Linked DNA regions of Mus musculus: region 2 is linked to region 1. Evidence: chromatin contacts called from ENCODE Hi-C or POLR2A ChIA-PET data. All regions are on one chromosome and are shown on one strand. Each heading gives the region's core, a stretch centred on a gene start or an enhancer-like site at or near the end of the contact. The rest is flanking DNA. Distances are from core to core; before and after follow the strand shown.

The links. Hi-C counts contacts between places; a loop is a spot of excess contacts on that map. ChIA-PET counts read pairs that join two places held with the same protein, here RNA polymerase II (POLR2A).
Region 2: a map of gastrocnemius shows a loop between it and region 1 (3-fold over the local background). The contact joins the promoter of Cited2 here to the enhancer-like site in region 1. A Hi-C loop is called at or near these places in 1 of 37 maps with a recorded cell type or tissue (gastrocnemius). POLR2A ChIA-PET finds 5 or more read pairs at or near these places in 1 of 5 experiments (Patski).

What each region holds. Positions count from the first base shown.
Region 1 is chr10:16,549,015-16,555,528 of GRCm38, forward strand. No RefSeq gene overlaps it. Among named protein-coding and RNA genes, the nearest start is that of Gm20125, 540 kb to the right of the region's middle. Within about 2 kb of position 4,477, at least 1 of the 3 ENCODE cell types and tissues checked has a DNase peak (open chromatin) inside an H3K27ac peak, as active enhancers do; it is gastrocnemius, where a contact is called at or near this core.
Region 2 is chr10:17,717,748-17,725,272 of GRCm38, forward strand. Cited2 (Cbp/p300-interacting transactivator, with Glu/Asp-rich carboxy-terminal domain, 2) reads left to right here and starts at 5,481. Exons shown (of 2, transcript NM_010828.3): 1 at 5,481-5,712; 2 at 6,191-7,525. The coding sequence starts at 6,199. The coding sequence ends at 7,008.

The DNA.
Region 1 (6,514 bases), core at 3,227-5,726:
TATGCCCCAGTGTAGGGGAATACCAGAGCAGGGAGTCAGGATTGGATGGGTGGGTGGGAGAGCACCATCATAGAAGCAGGGAAAGGGAGGATGGGATAGGGGATTTACGAAGGGGAGACCAGGAAAGGAGATGTATTAGTTAGTGTTTACTACTGTGAACAGACACCATGACCAAGGCAAGTCTTATAAAAAACAACATTTAATCGGGACTGGCTTACAGGTTCAGAGGTTCAGTCCATTATCGTTAAGGTGAGAGTATGGCAGCATCCAGGCAGGCATGGCACAGGCAAAAGCTGAGAGTTCTATGTCTTCATCCAAAGGCTACTAGTAGAAAATTGACTTCCAGGCAACTAGGGTGAGGATCTTAAGCCCACACCCACAGTGACACACCTACTTCAACCAGGTCACATCTATTCCAACAAGGCCACACCTCCAAATGGTGCCACTCCCTGGTCCAAGAATATACAAGCCATCACAGGAGATAACATTTGAACTGTAAATAAAGAAAATATCTAATAAAAAATACAACAGTAAAATTTGAGCTTCTAGAACAAAACAGAAACTTTGTTTATATGTATGAAAGCATATTTTCAAACCATCATGAACATACCTGTATTTAGACTATAAAATTATAGAAGCCACAGAAACAAAGAGCAGAAAAGTGGGTAACAGGGTCTGGTAGGGAAAGAAAATGAGACACTGATCAAATCTTCAATTATGAGATTAACTCGTACCAGAGACCAAATGGACAGCATGGTGATTTTGATTCATAACAAGTTTGCACACTTGAAATTTGCAAAAGGAAAGATTTAAAGTGTTACCACCAAAAAATCTTAAAGGGTACTTACTTGGTGAAAGACTGATATGTGGATTTATTTACTATTGGTAATCATTTCATTAGGTCTGAGTATATTTTTAAAAGCTCATATATCTTTGATATGGCAGAGTTTTATTTATTGATCATACCTCAATACACTAGAAAAATTCTACAGCTTTCATGTACTTTCATTAGAAATCTTCATTATATTCTGCTAGTTATAACACTGAACTTGTAAAAAAGATGGTGACTAGGCATTATTAATAGACAGATGATAAATAAATAGGAAAGATAAGTAGACTGATAGATGATGATGGTGATAGATAAGAGTAAGTTGATCAATAGACACACAGATATGCCAGCCATGGATAAATAAATTATACTTCTACTCCCTATTCATATATTTTAGCAGCTTCTATAGGTTTTCATAGACACCTCAGTAACCACAGGTTTTGCACACAAAAATGTCCTAATACAAACATTAGCTTTAGCTTTACAGTCTACTACCATTGAATAATTTTCTTATGCTATATGCCTAGGCATTGTTATTATATAATTATGCATGATTCTTTTAGAATAGACTCATTACTACTCTACTTGGGACAAGTTCAATAACCATTAAAAACACTCAACAAACATGCATGTGGCACTGGAGGAAAAATCTGCAAGCAATTTGACAACAACAAAAGAAATGTCAGAATAAAAATATTTTTTGAAAATAGGATTTTGGATTACCATAGACTGTACAAAACTAACACAACCACTGGACATTCTGAGATATTTAAAGAAAAACAAAGAGTTGAATTTATTTTTAAGGCACCATGCCTATAAACTGCATGGTCTAATACAATAGAGAAAGCTATCCAAAATGAATTAAGTTTTATTGAGTTTTAGCCTCATAAAATATGGATACTGAGATGGAAGTTTTAATAGGGGGCATGTAACCCTCCAAAACAACATGGGAGTTAGCTCACCAGCCCAACAATGAGAATCTTTTTTTGTAGATTATTTGAAAAATAAAAACAGTTGATTTGATAATATGACAATTGTCTAGTGTAATCATTTGATATTATTATTGATATAGTGTAACTGTATCTAAGTAATTGATATTATTATGAAGAAATTAAACTGAATGAACAGTGAGACTATTCCAACCAAAAATATGATACTTTAAGCAAGTTAGCTAATTCAGAATATTGAGTTGTTCTCTGTTATAGAACACTGTAAGAGAATCTGACAGTCCTAAAGATGAATTGGTGCATGACTAATATTTAAAAAACAATGTATGGATAAGGCTATACTCTTTTCAGCATTGGTTATCCTATATATCAGTTTGTTTATTAGATTAAGTACTTATTTATTTATTCATTTATTTAGTGTTGGGTGTATGCTTGCAAGAGTGCACAAGTGGAGAACATAGAAGAACATGCAGTAGTAGGGATGACACACAGGATAATTGGTCTTAACAATATACACCCTTATTTGTTGAGCCATCTCATCCACTCTTACTCTTTTTTGACAGCCAAAAAACTTCATATGTAGTCAAGTGTCCAATCTAACACCCCCCAATTTAAAATCTATCAGTGTATATATATTATAATATAAAGGTTGAAACTATACATATTTAATTTATAGTGTTTATTATATTCAGATTGATTCTATTTTCGTTTCTACTCTAAATACATAATGTGATGATTATTTCCACTATAAAAAGACTTCAACTCCAAACATCTTTTAAGCACATGTGGCTTTGTTTACTCATAACTGTAGACAGAGGTGTCTATAAAAGATTGGAGACAGGTGTATTCACACACTCATTAATTTCATTAATCTCAGCATTTGGGAAGCAGACATGGACAGATAACTGTGAATTTGAGACTAGTTTGGTTTACATAGTGAATACCAGGCCAGTCTGGCCTACATAGTGAGATTCAATATCAGAATTTTTTTTCTGAGAATTTTATTACCTTGCATTTTTGTAGTATTTCACTACCCCCAACTTTTCCCAAATCCAGTGCCCCAATTTTATACCCAGCCCACTGTTGTGTCCAGATTTGTAAAAACCATTTAAGTACAGTTAGTGTTCTTTATTTCCTCTTGAGTATTTGAGTATGTAAAGAAATGAGGTCAACCAAACAGGATATACACCTTAAAGGAATCTTTCCTAGAAGTTATTATTAATACCTCCTCAGTTAGAAGTAAGATTTTATTACCACTTTCCATGATGGAATTTTGTCTGACTTACTCTGGCACTGGTGTTGTACATGTCACAGTCGCTGTGAGTTCATATGTTCAACTGCACTGTTGTGTGAGAAAAGAAAGCATAGACCATGGAGAATTCAAGCTGGCATTAATGTGGAAGCATCATTATTATTGGTAGACTTCCTTTGTGCTAAGAACTACTAGATAGCTATCTACATAAGGATAAAAGTAACCCCCTGTGTTATCCAGCTATAAACACTACTTGCACTAAAATTGGAGCCAGAAACCTGCATCTAAACAGATAGATCATAGCTTTAGTGTGTTTCAGAGGTCAGGAGTGGTCATCTGCTAAATTCACTCCATGAGATGTCCAAAAAATTGTAGGAAGAAGCTCACTCAGAAATTAAAGTGAAGCCACTATTATAGAGAGAATGAAAATGAGAAAGGAGGGAGGTGGGACAGAGTCAGAGAGAGACAGACACAGAGAAAAAAGACATACACATGCAGATAGACAGAAACACAAACACAGAGAGAGAGAGAGACAGATGGAGACAAGAGACTTAAGAGACTGACCAAGTTAGAGACACAGATAGTCAGAGACACAGGGAGATCGAGACTACTGACAGACTAGGACAGCTAGAAGTATGAGAGGGGTGTATCAAAACAGGCAGTGACTGGCAAGAGAAAGGAGCAGAGATCCTCCTGGGGCCCTGGAAAGAAACGAAGGGTTCTAGACCCGAGTAGAGAACAGCAAAATAGAAACATCTCTGAGCAAAAAGGAGATATTGAGGGTCTGGGGAACAAAATAATAATTACAGATCCTGAGGACAAATGACAGAGTGAAAGTACCTTATAGAATGACAGGCAAATAGAAATGCCAGACATATCGTCAAACAAACAAACAAACAAATAACCCACTAACTTTATTACTGACAAATAGCTACCATCAAGAGATGAGAGGAACCTTAGGAGTTAGAGTCCTCTCTTTCCTTCCTGACTGGTCCTACAGAGGGTATCTACCCTTAGATAGTGTATGCTTCCTGTTCAGGCCATTTTGAAACAATTGCAGTATCCTGGGAGTGTCAGGGAACCTCCTGACAAAGGAACAATCTTTCTTAGAGTTGCCAGTTCTGTTTTCAGATTTGACCAAGTTCCTTTGACCTTCTTAAGAACAACCCTTGGTTTGATCAGAAACCTGTTTATAGTTCCAGAAAATTGGCAATGGTAACTTTTCTGATTATTGGAGTATCACAAAGTTTCAAAAATGATGTAAGGATTGTAAGAAATCATGTACTCACTCTCTAGTGAGCCATGGCAAGAGAAAGATGAGCCGTTCTGAAAACAGAACTTTATTGCCTCATAATTCTTGGGGGCTAGAAATTTGAGATCAAGATAGACAGTGTGGAGTCTGCTGACAGGCGAGATTGCAAACCAGCATCTTGCCTCACCCTAAGTTTCTGGTGGTCTGCCAACATTCCTTGGTTAGTCATAAGGCTTCTTACTAACTTTATCTTTACTTGTTTTTCTGTGTGCTTGTCCATTTCCAACATTCTTTTTTATAAATAAATGTACCAATAATATTTGATTAGAAACACACATTAATTATTTTTATTGTGTTATTACTTGTGTAAGAGACCTGTGTTCAAGCAGAGTCATATTTGGAGGCATGAGCAGGATACAGTTTCACCATGTGGAATTTATGGGTTCATATTTTTCCTCTGATGTTATAAATTTATGTCCCTGCTCTTCTGCATACAAGATGCACACTGTCTTCACTTCAACAGCAGAGGGTTATTCCATGGATAAAATAGCTACTAAGGAATCCTGGAAAGTTCTGATTACCTGGATGTCAAGCTCTGCATAAATGACTCGATTTCAATGAGGTCTCACCTTACTTTTATAGAATATGAAATTTTATGGTACTAAATATTAACCTTGTATAAAGAGAGGTCCATGGATAGATGCAAAGTGGTTGTGTTAATTTAGAAAAGAAAATGTTTACTCAGATATGTACAATTCAATCATAAGTGTGTCACAAACTTCCTCGGAATGATTTTCAATGAGTGATGTCATAAGATGTTTTACTTATCAAAACCACATGTTGCCATTTTCATTGATGCAAATTATTCAACTCTGGCATGCAACTAATCTTGTATCAATTATGTACTATTTCAACTATTCAGGGAGTTAAAAATATATACCCCCAAAAAATATATACCCAAAATAAAAGTAATAAGTACCACTATTCTATTGTAGCTCACACCTGAAATCTCATAAATTGGCAAACTACACCAAGGGGATTGCAAGAGTCCTAGGCCTAAAGGAAAATAAATCTTTCTATAGAGTTTGAAGTCCTATTATCCAGAATTTTTATCATTTTACAATGCACTAAGCTATTCAGTGTACAGTGAAGTTATGGCTACCATTTTAATTCCACCAAAATAAGGAAAAGATTAGTCACTAGAAAAATGCATTCATAATATTCACAATAGCAGTACTGTGCAGCAAACAACAGGTTGTCTAAAAGAATATTTTATGTATACATACAGACACACGAACATACAGACACACACATACACAGAGAGAGAGAGAACAGAGACAGACAGACAGACAGACAGACAGACAGACAGACAGGCGGGCAGGCAGGCAGGCAGACAGGCAGACAGAGACAGAGAGGGAGAGACCTTCAGGAGAGTACTAGTGAATATATACTATTTAAAGATTCCACATTATTCTCCCAAAGTCCCCTAATTACAGTCATCTCTCCCAAAATCCTCTTCCTCTATTCATCTCATTCTACCTGAACCCTCAAACTCATGTTCTTCCAGTCCCTACAAAATGTATTCTATTTCTCCTTCCCAGAAAGATCCCTTCATTCTCCCCTTTAAGTCCTCATTGTTACTTAGCTTCCCTGGATCTGTATTATAGCATTGTTATCCTTACTTTACAGGTAATATCCACTTATAAGTGATTACATACCATGTTTTTTCTTTTTTCTAATTTTTTATTAGATATTTTCTTCATTTACATTTCAAATGCTATCCCAAAAGTCTCCTATACCCTCTCCCAACCCTGCTCCCCTACCTACTCACTCCTACTTCTTGACCCTGGTTTTCCCCTGTATTGGGGCATATAAAGTTTGCTAGACCAAGGGGCCTCTCTTCCCAATGATGGCCAACTAGGCCATCTTCTGCTACATATTCAGCTAGAGACACAAGTTCTGGGGGTACTGATTAGTTCATATTGTTCCACATATAGGGTTGCAGACCTCTTCAGCTCTTGGGTACTTTCTCTAGTTCCTCCATTAGGGGCCCTGTGCTCCACCCTATAGATGACTGTGAGTATCCACTTCTGTATTTGCCAGGCACTGGCAAAGCCTCACAGGAGACAGCTATACCAGGGTCCTTTCGGCAAAATCTTGGTGTATGCAATAGTATCTGCGTTTGGTGGCTGATTATGGGATGGACCCCAGGGTGAGGCAGTCTCTGTATGGTC
Region 2 (7,525 bases), core at 4,231-6,730, 1.2 Mb after region 1:
GCTTCTGCCTCCCAAGTGCTGGGATTAAAGGCATGTGCCACCACCACTGTCCGGTAATATATTTATTTTTAAGAAAGAAAAATAAACAAGTCTTCTTTGGTTTCTGTAACTCTTTATTAAAATGGAATAGTTTTAATCAACTTAAAAAGAGCCAAATTCAGCAAAAGGATTATTTCCAGCTCTGTCATATGATAGCCCTACCCTTAACATATTTCAAGTTGTTCCCTTTTTAAATAATATCTTCTTTGTGCATCTGATTCAACCAACCAATAGCTCCGGGTGATCCACATTTTTCTCTTTTGGCTGAACTTGCTACATCTATTCAATAATCTCCCATCTAATACCCACATAATCTGTAATTGTCCTTGCGGAGCTTCTCTGGTTTTTCTTACTGGATATAATCTTGTTTTGATAGAGCATTTCCTACATGATTCACCCACTGATTTTATTTTTCTTTTCAAGCTTTCAACAGACCTCACGAAACTTCAAAACCAAGGTGAGTGCTCCTAGTTTGCTGTTAAGGCTGCAAACTGATAAAATGTCAGTTAACTAAAATGAATTTGCACAAAAAAAAAAAAAAATAGGCTGAACAGTGTCCCCTCAAAATTCCTGTGATGAAGGGCTAGCCCCATTTTTCAATGCTTCAGGATGTTACTGTTGGTAGATAAGACCTTTAAAGGGGCAGTGACATTGAAAGGAAACCATCTGAGCTATTCCTATCTAATCTGGCTAAAGTCTTTATTAAAAACAACAGCAGCAACAACAATGTGCATATGTAGGCGAGAACACGTGTCATTTGATTCAAGACAAGAGGACACAAGCAGGATGACCAACTGCAAACCCTGAATAGATGCCTCAGAACACTATCTACTAACAGTTTGACCTTGGGCTTACAGCCTACACAACTGTGAGAAAATACATTTCCTTTGATAACCTTCCTGGTCTGATTTATGAAGGCCGTGCTAGTCATCTGATATAATATTAGCCTTATTATTGGCTGTATCCACGGCATTGGATAGCACTTTAGGGCTCACCAAGCACCCTCTATCCTTACTGGATCAGCGACAGCAAGCACCACCATTTTGTTGTTGTTTTGTTTTCAGTTTCTTAAACCTCTGAATCTCAAAGTCCTCATTTAAAAACCCCATATATCCTTACTTTCTAAGGATTAAGAGAGGTTATCTAGGTAAAGCATAAAACATTGTCTTAGATTCCCCTACTACCCACACCACACATGCAAGAATGAGGTTTTTTTACATTATTAGTCTTTTGTTTGTTTGTTTGTTTGTTTGTCTGTTTTAAGCTTAGATTTTAGCTAAACTGGAAGCTCACACTTAAAAGCTCTGTGTCAGTCAAAAACCCACACCAGTAGACCTGATTGCACTTCTGTTTCTAAGCTGCGAATGAGCCCTTGGTGAGCTATCTGCCTTCAACAGATGACATTCTTGCTTAAGTGAAAGATAGGCCAAGGTTCGCACTGTGGTGAGCAGCTGTTTTTTTCCACTGGAGAGCTGTTGTTCTCATTGCTGTTGTTGTTCAGATAGGGTCTCACATAGCTCAGTCTGGACTCAAAACTTTCTATGTAACCAAGGATGACCTTGAACTCTTAATACACCCCAAGTGTAACGATTAGTCACATGCCCCATGCAGTTTGCAAGGTATTAGAGATGGAACTCAAGGTCTCTGTTATGCATGCACTCTACCAATTAGGCTACACCCACTCCCAGCCCTCTGCTGGATTTTTCTACTTCTCGCTTAAAAGCAACCTCTGGAAGACTCTTCCCTCACTTTTCATTTTGGTTCCCTTGATAGTTATTCCAAGGTGTATCAATCTTTATTCACCGATTCATTGATTCACAGATTCATTCATTGTCGAACATCTAGTTAGACTTGATTCAGATCTACAGCGAACAAACATACTTTTACTCATACACTCATATAAACATACTCTGCTTTCCTGGAGCCCCGTTCCTAGTGGGAAAAGGCAGTTAACAGTTAAGTCCATTTACTGTGCCAAGTATCAGGTGGAAACAAACACCAAGGAGAAAAGTAAAGAGTAGGGTGAAGTAATCAACGAAAAGGGTTTTGAATGGGACGCTGAGCAAGACCTCTGGGTGGAATTTGAGCAGAGCCACAGAAATGAGGACAAGGGCCATCGGAGTGTATGGAAAAAGAACTCTAGAGAGTTTCTTCCTCATGACCTGGGATCTTAGATCTCTTAGTTCTTCACTGTTGTTATGGGTTGGGATTGGCTTTTCTAAAAACCTAGGTATAGTCTTAACCTCCTGTGCCTCAAAATGTGATCTGATTTGAGTATAGGATATATTCAGAGGTCATCAAGACCAAATGAGGTCATTACGATAGATCCAGTACAAGTGACGTCCTTATAAAGTGGTGGCACAGAGAGACACACGCTGGGAAATGCTATGTAAAGACAAGGGCAGAAACAGAAACGGCAGGGATGGATTTACCAAGTGCTGCCAGCAACCTGCCAGACGATACAAGACAGACAGGACCAATCCTGCCAACTCTTGAATTTGGACTTCCGGCTCCCTAATATAAATCAGACAATAACTTTTTGTTGCTTAAGCATGGTGTTCTACTATGTCAATCCTAGGAAGCTACTACAACTGTCTAGTGCTCGCTGGCCACACCTCCCCAGGTTCCTGGGAGAAACCTCAGGGGACTTCCTGTATTTGTGGATAACTATAACCACAACCACCCCCAACCTGGACTCCCTGTTTCAAGTCTTCCTTTTCCACACTGCGCTCCACAATACTACCTCTGAAGCTTTCACCCACTTCTCTGTGGCACTGGGACCCAATCCAAATTCTCAGCCTGGAAACACCGGGGCCTAAGGACCCAACTGTAGTTTGGACCCAAAAAGAGTTTGGCCCTTAGGACTCATCTATCCAGTTTGCTTCTCTCTTCTTTGCCGGAACTCTTTGATCCATGCAACCAAACGTTTACTCATCCTCTGGTTTTAACTAGTTTACTATGCCCGCTGAGAAGCCTCCTGATGCCTCTGAGACATGGTATGGTATCCCTCCTATACACTCTGGGATGGTGGGTGTACCCAAACTTGGTTATCTGAGGTCTCCTTCTAAGCATGAGTTGCCATCTTTACATCTTAGGGCACTAAGAAGTTCCTGGAACCCAGAGAACATGCATTGGGAGAATAAATGAGCAACGCATTCTGCATCCCATCCAGTTGGACTCAGAAGTATTTATTTTCCCTTTTACTGGTGGATGATGGGCAAGTGGCCTTTCCAGAGATTGCCCAATAGTCTACAGAAACATTGGAGCACACTAGTGGGATACCTTCCCTTAATGGCTGCAGGAGGAATTTAGATTAGACGTTCGAAAGCTGTTCCTTGTGTCGCAAGACTGCACGATAGGAAAGGGAAGTAAATAATCTATTCAAAAAAATTATCTTGGCTTGGCCAAGATTTTGGAATGCAGGTTTTTGATAGGAAACGTCCCTTCTGATCTCCGTCAAAACCTCTTGGTTTTTTCAGCGTCATGTTCATGACATACAGGCCAAACTAGGAGTTGGACAAAAGAGAGAATTGTTAGAACTGAAAGCCATGTATCTCTTGCTCACTTCTCCAAAAAGTAAACATTCTTGAGGTTTCAAAATCATTTGCATACAGGGTTATAAATGCTTGACAGTCTGGAAAAAGGGTAGACAGGAAGAGAGAAGGTTTTGTTGTTTGGGGTGCTTGAAAAGGGACCAACTTGGGGAAGACATAGGAGTAATGCCAAAAAAAAAAAAATTACTGAATGGGGCAGGCAATGTATCAGAATTTCCAGTTCTCAAGAAATACAGGAGAGAGAGAGAGAGAGAGAGAGAGAGAGAGAGAGAGAGAGAGAGAGAGAGAGAGAGAGACTGTTAGCTAGAAGGGTGAAAAAGAAACGAGATGGGGGAGGGGTACTGGCTCTTTACAGCAGGAAGTCGTCCATGGACATCGAGTTATGAAGAAACAACCGTACTCAGAAGTCCTTATTCGGAGCGCTAAACTCGATTTCACCACTTAAAGAGAGAGATACACGCTCCAAACAGCCTCATCCTGGTGTAGGAAAAATAACTCGCAAAGCAAGAGAGCTAGGACTGGATAGTGGCCCAGACCAGTGTTAGGGGTTTTATTTGCAAGTCAATGAGCCAAATGGGCGATCGGGCTCGTTGTGCTTCGTTCTGCAAGCAAGGTTATTATTATCACCGCCTATTGCTCCACTGAACAATTTCACTGAAAAGGAAGACTAGTAGCCGTGTGTGCGCGCACTGTGCCATACAGGACGTGCTGCTACGTGCCCACTTCCAAAACGACTTTATTTACAAAGCGATTACCAAGCTATCTATCTGTTTTCCTTTTGCAGCAGCAGCAGCCTTACTCAGCCCTCGAATTTCTTAATTACAAACCCGTTTGCTTCTAAATCAACCCCAAACCGTCAGGCAAGAGCCCGGAGGGAGGCTGTGCAAGTTTGCACACACCCCCACCTCCTGGATCAAGGGCAACAGCAGAAGCAAGTAACTGTGTATGTGCAAAAAGGTGGATCTGGGGACGAGGATCGCTGAGTTTGTTTACAGAGCAGGGACGCCTCAGCTCGGATGCCAAAGCTACCAAGAGCTGCAAACGCAAACTTAGCAGAAGCACACGTACTCCCGGAGCGTGGAGCAGGCCGTAAAGTGCGGAGCGGATTCCAGAACCCCGGGAGTGGAGCCGCCCCGGCCTGTGAGCGCGCTCGGTCCACCTGCAGCCGCTGCCGCTCCCCGCCCCCAACCCCTGTCCTTGAAAAGAGTGGAGGTGCGGAGCGGGGGTGAGGGGTGGGGAGTTAAAGGGTGCATCCACACTAAGAAAAATACCTCAGTTAGGTGTACGTGCTGCCTGTATATAAAAAAAAACAAAACCACAAACACAAACACAAAGGCGCGGCTCAGGAAAGCGCGCTCAGAGGACAGGACACGATCGGCCCAGGGCTTTAAAAATCTAACTCGGGAAAGCATAGCCATTCTTCGTAGGTTGGGAAGAGTTTGGCACCTAAGAAAACTCTGCAGGGCAGGGAGGCTGAGCGAACCCCTTTTTCCTGTAGAGGGCAGGGCAGATCACTAGGTAAGCCGGGTGAGCGAGCTGGGGGTGGGGAGATCTAGCCAGAAGGAGGTGGGGAGTGCTCCTTGCTCCTCTCCTGTAGATGCTTCCGTGCACTGGGTGGCCGGGAGGACTAGCTCCGTGTCCCTGAGGTGGCAGGCACAACCTCGCCTTTGGGAGCCAGAAAGCCACTTCGGTCCGGAGACCTGCTGGGCGGCGCCGGGGCGCGCAGCCGCTGCGCACGTGCAGCGCGGACTCGCGGACGCGGCAGAGGACCCGATCCAGGGTGCTGATGTTCCGGGATCCGTGTGTTTGCGCTTGCCGCCGGGGAGGCTGTCGCTCCGCCCTTCCTGAGATCCTTATATTAACAGTGGCCAAAGCCCGGAGAAACACAGCTCATTGTTGGCAGCTGCCTGGCGGTCTTGCGGAGCGGCTAGGGCAGCGGAGGAAAAGAAAAGGGAACGGCTCGGAATTTGCTCCAGCGGCTGCTGCAAGACCTCGGCGCCAACCTCGCACCGGCGAGCGCCTCACAGCCCATCGGCTGTCCCTCTATGTGCTGCTGAGCCGGTCCTGGACTCGACGAGCCCGCCTTCGGTGTTCCGAGCAGAAATCGCAAAGACGGAAGGTGAGCGCGGCGGGCGAAGCTAGCCAGGGCTGCTGCCAGCCTAGTCCTCCGAGGGCAGGGCTGGCTCCGGGGACAAGCGTGAGGCGGAGCTGGGGAATAACAACAGGATGTGCAACCACAGGGTGAGGAGGGCTGATTGAATGCCTGAAGTTCGCGGCCCGGCTCCGGGGCACTTCCTTTATTAGGCCACTTCAGGGAACCCAGGGGGGTGTGGGCTCCGGTCCCCCTCCCCCCGCCACACTTTCCCGGATCCTAGGGGAAGGGGCAGGTCGCTCAGCGCCAGGCTGTGCGGGTCCGGCAGGCAGCAGGTCCGCCGAGGTAGCGAGCTCGGGTGCACGGGCTGCTGGTGGGCTCTCTCGGGGGTGGTGGTCTGCAGCTTGAGACGTGCTCGCGGGTACGGGGGGCTACAGAAGTGGGGTGCGCTCTGGTGGGCGACACGTGTGGCGCGGGTCTCAGCGTCTGCTCGTTTCGCTTTCAGGACTGGAAATGGCAGACCATATGATGGCCATGAACCACGGGCGCTTCCCCGACGGCACCAACGGGCTGCACCACCACCCTGCCCACCGCATGGGCATGGGGCAGTTCCCGAGCCCGCATCATCACCAGCAGCAGCAGCCCCAGCACGCCTTCAACGCCCTCATGGGCGAGCACATACACTACGGCGCGGGCAACATGAATGCCACGAGCGGCATCAGGCACGCCATGGGGCCGGGGACTGTGAACGGGGGGCACCCCCCGAGCGCTCTGGCCCCGGCCGCCAGGTTTAACAACTCCCAGTTCATGGGTCCCCCGGTGGCCAGCCAGGGAGGCTCCCTGCCGGCCAGCATGCAGCTGCAGAAGCTCAACAACCAGTATTTCAACCATCACCCCTACCCCCACAACCACTACATGCCGGATTTGCACCCCACTGCAGGCCACCAGATGAACGGGACAAACCAGCACTTCCGAGATTGCAACCCCAAGCACAGCGGAGGCAGCAGCACCCCTGGCGGTGCGGGTGGCAGCGGCACCCCCGGCGGCTCCGGCGGCACCTCGGGCGGCGCGGGTGGCAGCAGCGCGGGCGGCAGCGGCGGTGGCAGCACCATGCCCGCCTCGGTGGCTCACGTCCCCGCGGCAATGCTGCCGCCCAATGTCATAGACACTGATTTCATCGACGAGGAAGTGCTTATGTCCTTAGTGATAGAAATGGGTTTGGACCGCATCAAGGAGCTGCCCGAACTCTGGCTGGGCCAAAATGAGTTTGATTTTATGACGGACTTCGTGTGCAAGCAGCAGCCCAGCAGAGTCAGCTGTTGACTCGGTTAACCTCGCAGGCGGAAAGAAATCACCCTCCCCACCCCACCCCCACCCCCAACTTCTTCGGTGTGAATTAAAAAAAAAACAAAAAAACAAACATTCCCTTAGACGCAGTATCTCGCTTTTCAGATCCTGAAAGGGTTGAGAACCTGGAAACAAAGTAAACTATAAACTTGTACAAATTGGTTTAAAAAAAAAAAAGATTGCTGCCACTTTTTCCTATTCTTGTTTCGTTTTTTGTAGCCTTGACATTCACCTCCCTTATGTAGTTGAAATATCTAGCTAACTTGGTCTTTTTTGTTGTTTGTTTTTACTCCTTTATTTCCTCACTTTCTCCCGTGCTCAACTGTTAGATATTAAGCTTGGCAAACTGCTTAATCTTGTGGATTTTGTAGATGGTTTCAAATGACTGCGCTGCGTTCAGATTCATGAGTGAAAGGAAACATTGCATTTGTTGGCTGCATGATCTTTGAAGGGCAGATATTACTGCACAAACTGCCATCTCGCTTCATTTTTT